2 separate regions of the Homo sapiens genome follow, and region 1 is linked to region 2. A link is a contact called in ENCODE Hi-C or POLR2A ChIA-PET data. All regions are on one chromosome and are shown on one strand. Each heading gives the region's core, a stretch centred on a gene start or an enhancer-like site at or near the end of the contact. The rest is flanking DNA. Distances are from core to core; before and after follow the strand shown.

Evidence for each region. Hi-C counts contacts between places; a loop is a spot of excess contacts on that map. ChIA-PET counts read pairs that join two places held with the same protein, here RNA polymerase II (POLR2A). Pooled maps may share reads with other maps.
Region 1: a loop to region 2 is called in a map with no recorded cell type, with 2.8 times the contacts of the local background. The contact joins two enhancer-like sites. A Hi-C loop is called at or near these places in 2 of 37 single-sample maps with no recorded cell type and 1 of 50 pooled maps. POLR2A ChIA-PET finds 5 or more read pairs at or near these places in 1 of 52 experiments (activated T-cell).

The regions. Positions count from the first base shown.
Region 1 is chr12:1,772,159-1,776,366 of GRCh38, forward strand. It overlaps ADIPOR2 (adiponectin receptor 2), which reads left to right. Exons shown (of 8, transcript NM_024551.3): 3 at 684-803. Among named protein-coding and RNA genes, the nearest start is that of LRTM2, 46 kb to the right of the region's middle. RefSeq lists an enhancer at 3,900-4,208. Within about 2 kb of position 2,325, at least 4 of the 41 ENCODE cell types and tissues checked have a DNase peak (open chromatin) inside an H3K27ac peak, as active enhancers do.
Region 2 is chr12:1,113,486-1,117,694 of GRCh38, forward strand. It overlaps ERC1 (ELKS/RAB6-interacting/CAST family member 1), which reads left to right. Exons shown (of 19, transcript NM_178040.4): 7 at 2,381-2,548. It overlaps LOC124902857 (a long non-coding RNA gene), which reads right to left. Exons shown (of 3, transcript XR_007063157.1): 2 at 4,081-4,137; 3 at 1,929-2,014. Among named protein-coding and RNA genes, the nearest start is that of ERC1, 120 kb to the left of the region's middle. RefSeq lists an enhancer at 1,915-3,114. Within about 2 kb of position 2,131, at least 6 of the 41 ENCODE cell types and tissues checked have a DNase peak (open chromatin) inside an H3K27ac peak, as active enhancers do.

The sequences.
Region 1 (4,208 bases), core at 1,075-3,574, 660 kb after region 2:
CTTCTTTTTCCATTTCTCTAGACAAATCAGTCATTTTCTCCAGAATGTGGAAAGGCAGTGGGTTTTGGAGTTTGACTTTTCCACTTCAGCTTTAACCTTGGACAACTTACTTAACTTCTTTGCCTAATGCTCTTATATGTTAAATGGGAATGAGAATACTTACTTAATAAGGTGGTTGTTAGGATTAAGTTAGATGACCTATATATAAAGCCTTTTCCTCTGTGTTGGATATATTTAAAAAATTTATTAAATGTTTTTCTCCCCTTTCTTTCTCTGCCACTAGAGTACTTACCACATTGTGTATCACAGTTAGTTATTTTATGTGTCCCAGGTGCGAGTCTTGGAGGTTTTCCCCTTAGTAATTTCTCAACTTTATGTAATATTATTATGGGGTCTATGACATAATTTTTAAAAAACAAACCAGTAAAGCCAGGAATTTGCTACTGAAACAGAGATGCTGCTATAGTAGACAGTTAATTCATCTGTCAGAGAAGAATTGAGTACTAGTGTTCATTTTTAATACTAATAATTCTATAATAAACTGACTTACTATATTGTTGATTCTTGTCTAAGGCCTTGTTTTGACCTTAAGAATTTCATTATAATTCCACAAGGGAAATGTATTGATTGTGTCATTTGGCTCCCAGTCTCTGTCCTTGACTGTTTCTGTGATTGCCTTGCAGAGCTCTGAGGAACATGAATACAGTGATGAAGCTCCTCAGGAAGATGAGGGCTTTATGGGCATGTCCCCTCTCTTACAAGCCCATCATGCTATGGAAAAAATGGAAGAATTTGTTTGTAAGGTAAGAGTGCAGTTTCTTGTCATTGTCATGCTATATATTTAGCCCTTCCAAAACAGAAACCTTTAAAGAGAGTGGTAGTACTATAGCCTTTGGTTTGCTTTGGGGAAGATCTGTGGCAAGATGGGGACAGAAGTGGTCTTGGGACTCTAATCCTGTTGAAGACAGAATACATTTGTTGGCTTGTAGTAGCCATGATAAAGCTCTGATAAAACTAGGATATCCAGCTGGGAAACAAACATTTCCTAATGTAGGTTAACAGAGTAAATGTCTTATTGGTGGTTTAGACAAACAGAATGAAACATAGTCAGAAGTGGTTGACGCCTGGAGATATGAAAATGCCCTCCGCAGGTCCCTTAAATCTGTTCTGCTGAGTGACTGCAATGGCAAATGTACTGTTCTTTCTAGGGATTCTGTGAGTAATCAGGCTACTCTTGAGAGAGATTTTCCAGTTTCCATGTACATCTGGTATTTTCAGTTCAGCTGGTATACATTCTGTCTCTTAAGGTTTTTCTTCCAGTCCATTGTCTTGATTCCCTAGGACCTATTATGGGATTCTTTTTTTTTTTTTTTTTTTCTAAAATAGTAATTAGAATTGAGTTTGCCTGCTTAGAGAAAATAGACACACTGGTAAACTTGTAGGTACTTGATCAATCAGATCAATAAGGGCCCTGGCAGGTAGAATCTAATTAATGTAAGTCGATCAGTCTGTGTGTATACGTATGTGTATGTAAATTGATTTATTAAACATTTCTGGAGAACTCTTTATTATTTAGAGAGAAATTTTTGTGACACTTAGCTTTTCATGGCTTTTATGAAACCAAAACTTTTTATGTACATGGTCTTAGATCCAGGAGACTAAATATAGGTTTTCTTACATTCACAATAATGCTGGAAATAATTGGGATCAGTGGACTTAGAATGCTATTACTTTGGACCAGGGTATGAAAAGAGAACATTGTGATCTGAACATAGACATCCTTTCCAAGACTAAGGGTCCAGTGGGTTTTCAGGGGGAGTTTAAACATTTATGGGTCTGTAATAGAAAATTTTAGCCAGTTTGAAAATGAGTGAAGAAACAACTGAACAGAACAATAGATTCATTCTAGTGATCACTGTCTCAGGAGAATTAGCACAAAGGGATACAAAAGATTATTTTGTTTTTAAAATGCAAATTTGGTGTGAAGAAATCTCTCAAAGTTGGCAAATTTAGTATCTGGGCCATTAGGGGATTTTAATATTTAGAGATCAGCGGGGTACGGTAGCTGACTTAACTGCCTTTTTGTCCTCTCCCTTTCTGAACAGAGAACAAAGAATAAAACAAATAAAACTCTAAATTTAACAGCAAATCAGAGAATAAATAGGGCAGGACATTTGTTTGCTACAAACTATGATCTTCTGAAGGAAAAGGAGTGTTGTAAATATCCCTTAGCAGTTTGTTGATGACAGCAGAATGAAGAGGCATCCTGTTACACAGTGTTGTCTGGTGTGGCTCAACCCTGCCATGGCAGTGCAACTGACCACACTTGAAAACCAGCCGTGTCTAGTGGCACAGGGATTCTATTTCTTGGACTGGAAGCAAGTAAACAGAGACAGTTTAATATGAAATGTGCTGTGGATAATTTAGTCTTTAGAGTTTCCACGTTTGATCTTGGTCACTCTTTTTTCCCCTAGACTTCAGTGTTTGCTATTTACCAGCATAACCAGGTCCATGTGGGAATAGGATGTATGCTATGGGGAGTTTATTTGTTTTTGAAATTTATTTATTGTTGAGTCTCGCTCTGTCGCTAGGCTGGAGTGCAGTGGCACGATCTTGGCTCACTGCAACCTCCAACTCCCGGGTTCAAGTGATTCTCCTGCCTCAGCCTCCCAAGTAGCTGGGATTACAGGCATGTGCCACCATGCCCGGCTAATTTTTGTATTTTTAGTAGAGATGGGGTTTCACCATGTTGGCCAGGATGGTCTCCATCTCCTGACCTCGTGATCTGCCCGCCTCGGCCTCCCATAGTGCTGGGATTACAGGCATGTGCCACCATGCCCGGCTAATTTTTGTATTTTTAGTAGAGATGGGGTTTCACCATGTTGGCCAGGATGGTCTCCATCTCCTGACCTCGTGATCTGCCCGCCTCGGCCTCCCATAGTGCTGGGATTACAGGCGTGAGCCACTGCGTCCAGCTGTTTTTTTAAGAAATGTTTTTGTGCATTTTATGGTCTAATATATCCACATACCCAGTGGATTATTACTAAGATATTTGAAGGTAGGCAGTGTCTTTGTCAAGCTTATAAATAAATATGTCTTTGGCTAAGCCGTGATCTTATTTTTTTATTCTAGGGGGTAAAAGAGGATACCTATTTGTGTTGGAATTTGGCTGACTGTATATGACTCCAGGTTGAGAATGAGGGTGCAGTGTCTGTTGAATGTGTCACTAATTGCAGTGTAATTAAGAAAGTATAGCTCCTTGTCTCAGTATTTAGACCACTAGAACATTTGTTTAGAAATACCAGGGAAAATCACTCTGAAATTATATGCATATATAACCAATAAGAAACTCACATATTCTTTTTGAATGTAAAAAAGGAACATATGACTCTTTTGTCTGTGTGGGGTAGCAGAGTAGCAGTTTGGATACAGCAGAGCTGTGTGCACATTGTGAATTGCCTTGAAGATGTAAGGGTTGATTTCTGTCTTCCTCTCCCTCTCAGAAAATAAAATTCCCCCAAAGTAAGGTAATAGCAACATTCTGTAAGGTTAATCTCAACAATAGTGGTCTTTTCCCAAATTCAAATTTGATGCAAAAAATTCAGTATCTTGGTCTCTCTCTGACACTAAAAGAAGCAGACTGCAGAGGTTGACAGACTTCCAGCAGTTCCAACAGAAGGGATACTGGATCCCTGATCCCCTTTCTCTTTCTCTCCATAAAGTCCTGTGGAAGATCTCATACAGCTACTTTTGTAAGTGGTAGTACTATTAGCAGCAGATGTTAAAAATATAGATTAGTCTTTTGGCATTATTTTATTTTATTGTATGTTAGAAGCAAGCATAGAATGGCCACATTAGCACCAGTAACCACAGACCCCACGTTTTGAGTTGGAAAGTGAGGGAGGAGAGGTTTTGTATGGCTGGGGGCAGGAAGAGTAGGGAAGAGGCAGGGGGCTAGTTTGGTTAGAGTGTTAAGAGGGACACATCTGTTCTTAAATTGTTAGTCCTCACTTCCTTTGGATGTGGAGATGTTACACAGAGGATTAGTTCTTTTACAAATATCTGTAAGGAAGTAAGAGAGCAGAGAACAAGAAACAGGTTGTGGAGCAAAAGGAATGGGCACAGTAGCTGGTGAGTAAGTGGCAGTCTTTCCATAGAGTAGAGAGAGAGCCAAGTTTCCATGGCTTACCCATATTGTCACAAGACCC
Region 2 (4,209 bases), core at 881-3,380:
TTGTCAAAGTGTCAGCAAAAACTGCTTCTGAAAATAATTGTGGCTAAGACTGGAATAAAAAAATACAGCATTTAAAAAACCAAACTTGGGCTACTTTTGTAGATTTGCTATTTATGGTCCACTTTATAGTATATATTAAAAAGGGAAATATTTTGGTGGAAAGGGTCTAATTTGGTTTATGGAAACCATATATTGGCTAGAGGGAAGGTTGATCAATAACTTCCTTTTTAAAATAGCTACTATTAGTAATTTCTGCATTGAGTCAGACAACAGGCTAAGCACATTTCACGCTTTATTTTACTGAATCCATAAACAGTACAGTGGCATTCGTATAATTTCTCCTTATTACTAATTAGGAAACTGATTAGGAAAGTAATTATTCAGGGACACATAGCTAGCTTAGTTCTGATAGGTGAATGTCTGCAAAGCCTTGTGCTCCTAAGCTTTGTATTATATTTGCTTCCCCTTTATAATGTCTTCCCTTCTCAGTCTTTAAGGAAAATTTGTGCTTCTAAACTCTGCTTTTCTTTTCTTTTTTTCTTTTTCTTTATTTTTTTGAGACAGAGTCTTTCTCTGTCGCCAGGCTGGAGTGCAGTGGCGAGATCTCGGCTCACTGCAACCTCTGACTCCCTGGTTCAAGCGATTCTCCTGCCTCAGCCTCCTGAGTAGCTGGGATTACAGGCATGCGCCACCATGCCCAGCTGATTTTTGTATTTTTAGTAGAGATGGGTTTCACTATGTTGGCCAGGATGGTCTTGATCTCCTGACCTTGTGATCCACCCGCCTCGGCCTTCCAAAGTGCAATGATTACAGGCGTGAGCCACTGCACCCGGCCTAAACCCTGCTTTTCATTTAAAATATTTTCTTTTCTTTCTTAGTCTTTAAGGTCAATATAGCATTATTTGAAGCTTACTTAATAATGCAGATGATGACGAAACAGATTTTTATATTTATTTTTGACCACGTGATTGGAGGTAGCTGGAAATTTGAATAATCTTAGTCATAGTTCTTTAGCTGAGAAAATGGTAACACTTTGAACATCCCCCAAAATATTCATTCATACAACAAATGTGTTTTTGTTACAATCAGTGTGTTAGGGAATGGAATAGTGTTAATGGGTTGTTTTTATTGGTGAAGGGATATCATAAAAGACTCCACGTTGTTACAGTGTGTGCTAACTCTTGGGTACATACTATTTTGCAGGATGAATATAGCCACCGTTTAAAATTATCTTCCACTGATGTTTTTAGTATCCTCAGGTACTTTGTATACAATAAGCATACAGAAATATTTGTTGAATGAATGAATAACTATATCTCTAAAAAGAGATTTTATGCATATGAGAAAAATACTTAATCTTTTTTGAAACAGAAGGCTAAATTGGAAATTTATTTTTGGTGTTCCTCAAAGGTCTAATTTTAATTAATGTGAAATTTATTTCTTCATGGGAAATTGTTCTCAAAAGCTTTATCCCTTATACCTAAGATTATTACAATTACAATACTTTAGATACATTCAAGTTTTTGAAAATGAAAAGATAACTTTTTGTTTCATCAGTGACACCGAAATTACTGACTTGTCAAATGTATACTTCCAATAATTAGTATCTTTTTTAGTTCCTTGTTAGGTGGTAGACATAATTTAAAAGGAGATGTAATTTCTGTTTACATGGCTTCCATTTAGGGTAAAAAACTATTTTTAAAATTCTTAGAAAACAGGAATGTAAAGAAGGTGTTAGAAAGAAAATACTTTCAATGTTAAGAGAGAAATTAATCAATACACATAACATCAAATTATAGGATTTTACAAAACCATGTTATGTATAACATTAAAAGTGGCTTTTTAAGATAAGAATTTTATGCAAACTTTTGAGAATGAAAAAGATAACAGTGAAAAATTAGCACAACAGCAGCAGATTTTGAATTTTAAATAGTACTAGGAGGTTTCTAAAACCTTTTTTGTTATATCTGCACTCATCCTGCATTTGATCCATCATGTTCTGAAGAGGTCTCACCTAGAAAAATGAAAACCATTTCATCAGTACAGTGGTGTTCAGTTGCTTACTGCTGTCTCATAGTCATCTAATTGAATTGGAATTTCCTTTCCCTCCATTCCCTTTCTAAGAGGTTTCAAAGAATATTTAGAAGACACAATAAATGAAAACTGGACATTTCCCTATTGGTTGAATAAGTTTAGTGGTTTTTTTTGGCTCAGGGTTGGGGAGATCCAAGGTTATGTCATGCAAAAAGATGAATATGACCTATCACACAGTTCGTGCTGCATTTAGTTTCATATTTTGTGACTCAGATCTGTGAAAGATACAGATAAGAGGTGTTTGTTTTATTTCTTTTTTCCTTAAAGTGTTTTACTTCTTTTCTAGATTGGCCAGGTGAAACAGGAGCTGTCCAGAAAGGACACAGAACTACTCGCCCTGCAGACAAAGCTAGAAACACTCACAAACCAGTTCTCAGATAGTAAACAGCACATTGAAGTGTTGAAGGAGTCCTTGACTGCTAAGGAGCAGAGGGCTGCCATCCTGCAGACTGAGGTAGAAACAATTCTGGGATTTGTGGGGAGTTGGTTTCTTGGCACCTTTTCATAAGCGTTACCTGTGCTGTTTTTGTTATGTTTAGAATTGGGAAATATGAGTAATGTTATGATTAATTCTTCAGCAGCGTGATCAGTCACTGTGCTAAAATGTAACCATCTTATTTCAGTTGTTCTTAGATCTAACAAGTTAAAACAGGTGCAGTTTATGTTTTTAATTCTTTAAACTTTTGCCAAGTCTGTACTTCAAAGTATACTCTGACAGTATTAAAAATAAAAGGATAATTGTAAAAGAGAAATCATTGATTTAGAAGCTTCAGTTCAACCCCTGGTGAATTTTCTAGTCATGAATGACAATGAGCTTGGTTACACTGTGTTTGGAGTACATTTAAGTGTCTTTAAGTTGTGATATTATGAATAACTGTATATAGGAAACTGGAATCTGTTAAAGTTCTAGATAGTCTAATTTTAAACCACAGATTATTAGACAATGTGTCTTCATATCCTGTTTGAAAATAAAGTTAGTGTTTTTAGAATTTTTTTTTTTTTTTTGAGATGGCCTCTCGCTCTGTTGCCCAGGCTGGAGTGCAGTGGTGTGATCTTGGCTTGGCGTGATCTTGGCTCACCACTACCTCCGCCTCCTGGATTCAGGTGATTCTCCTGCCTCAGCCTCCTGAGTAGCTGGGATTATAGGCGCATGCCACCAAGCCTGGCTAATTTTTGTATTTTTAGTGGAGATGGGGTTTCACCATATTGGCCAGGCTGGTCTCGAACTCCTGACCTCTTGATCCGCCCGCCTCTGCCTCCCAAAGTGCTGGGATTACAGGCATGAGCCACCATGCCCGGGCAGTGTTTTTCAAAATCTTGGAAGATGATCTAGACTATTGGCTATGACTTCAGTTAGGTATCCACCATCTTCAGATAGGTATATGACTTCAGATAGATATTTAGTGTATTTGCTAAATAATCCCAGATCGATTCTTATCTATCTTACTTTCAATGATCGAAGAGAAAGAGTTGATGATACCATGTGGATTTACTGTCTTAATATAAATATTTTTTAAAGGTTGCAGTGAAATAGATAATTTAAGAATAGATAAGTAGTTTTGCTTTATAGAAGAAACATAAAGCATATGATGTAGATTAGCTTTTTTTCTTTAAAGAAAAATAAGAACATAATTTGGTGGAAAAAAGGAATGAGGAGGAAAAGAAAGAATAAAAACCTCATAGTCTTAGAAGACAAGAATCTTCCAATAAGGAAGAATGAAGAAGGAACCTAAACTGTTTCATGTAATATTTTTATCTGTACAATTTGGGGCTTTGTTAAAAATGGGAGATTTTAGCTGACATGTTTGTCATTTTTCTTATAACTTACACTTTTTCTATTTTAGTTATGTTTCATTTTGTTATGATGTCAGCTCCATTCTACCTCACAGAGATATTTGGGTATAAAATCATGAGATGCAGTAGTGGCTAAGGCTTTGGCTCTAGAGTCATGTTTACTGAGTTTGGACTTCCATCTTTACCACTTACTATGAGTCGCGTGATCCTGGGAACGTATTCAACTTCCTTACACTTCACTTTTCACGTCTGTAAGGTGAAGAGAATAGTAGTGCTTAACTCATAAGTTTGTTGTTAGAATTAAACTCGTTTATTTACTGC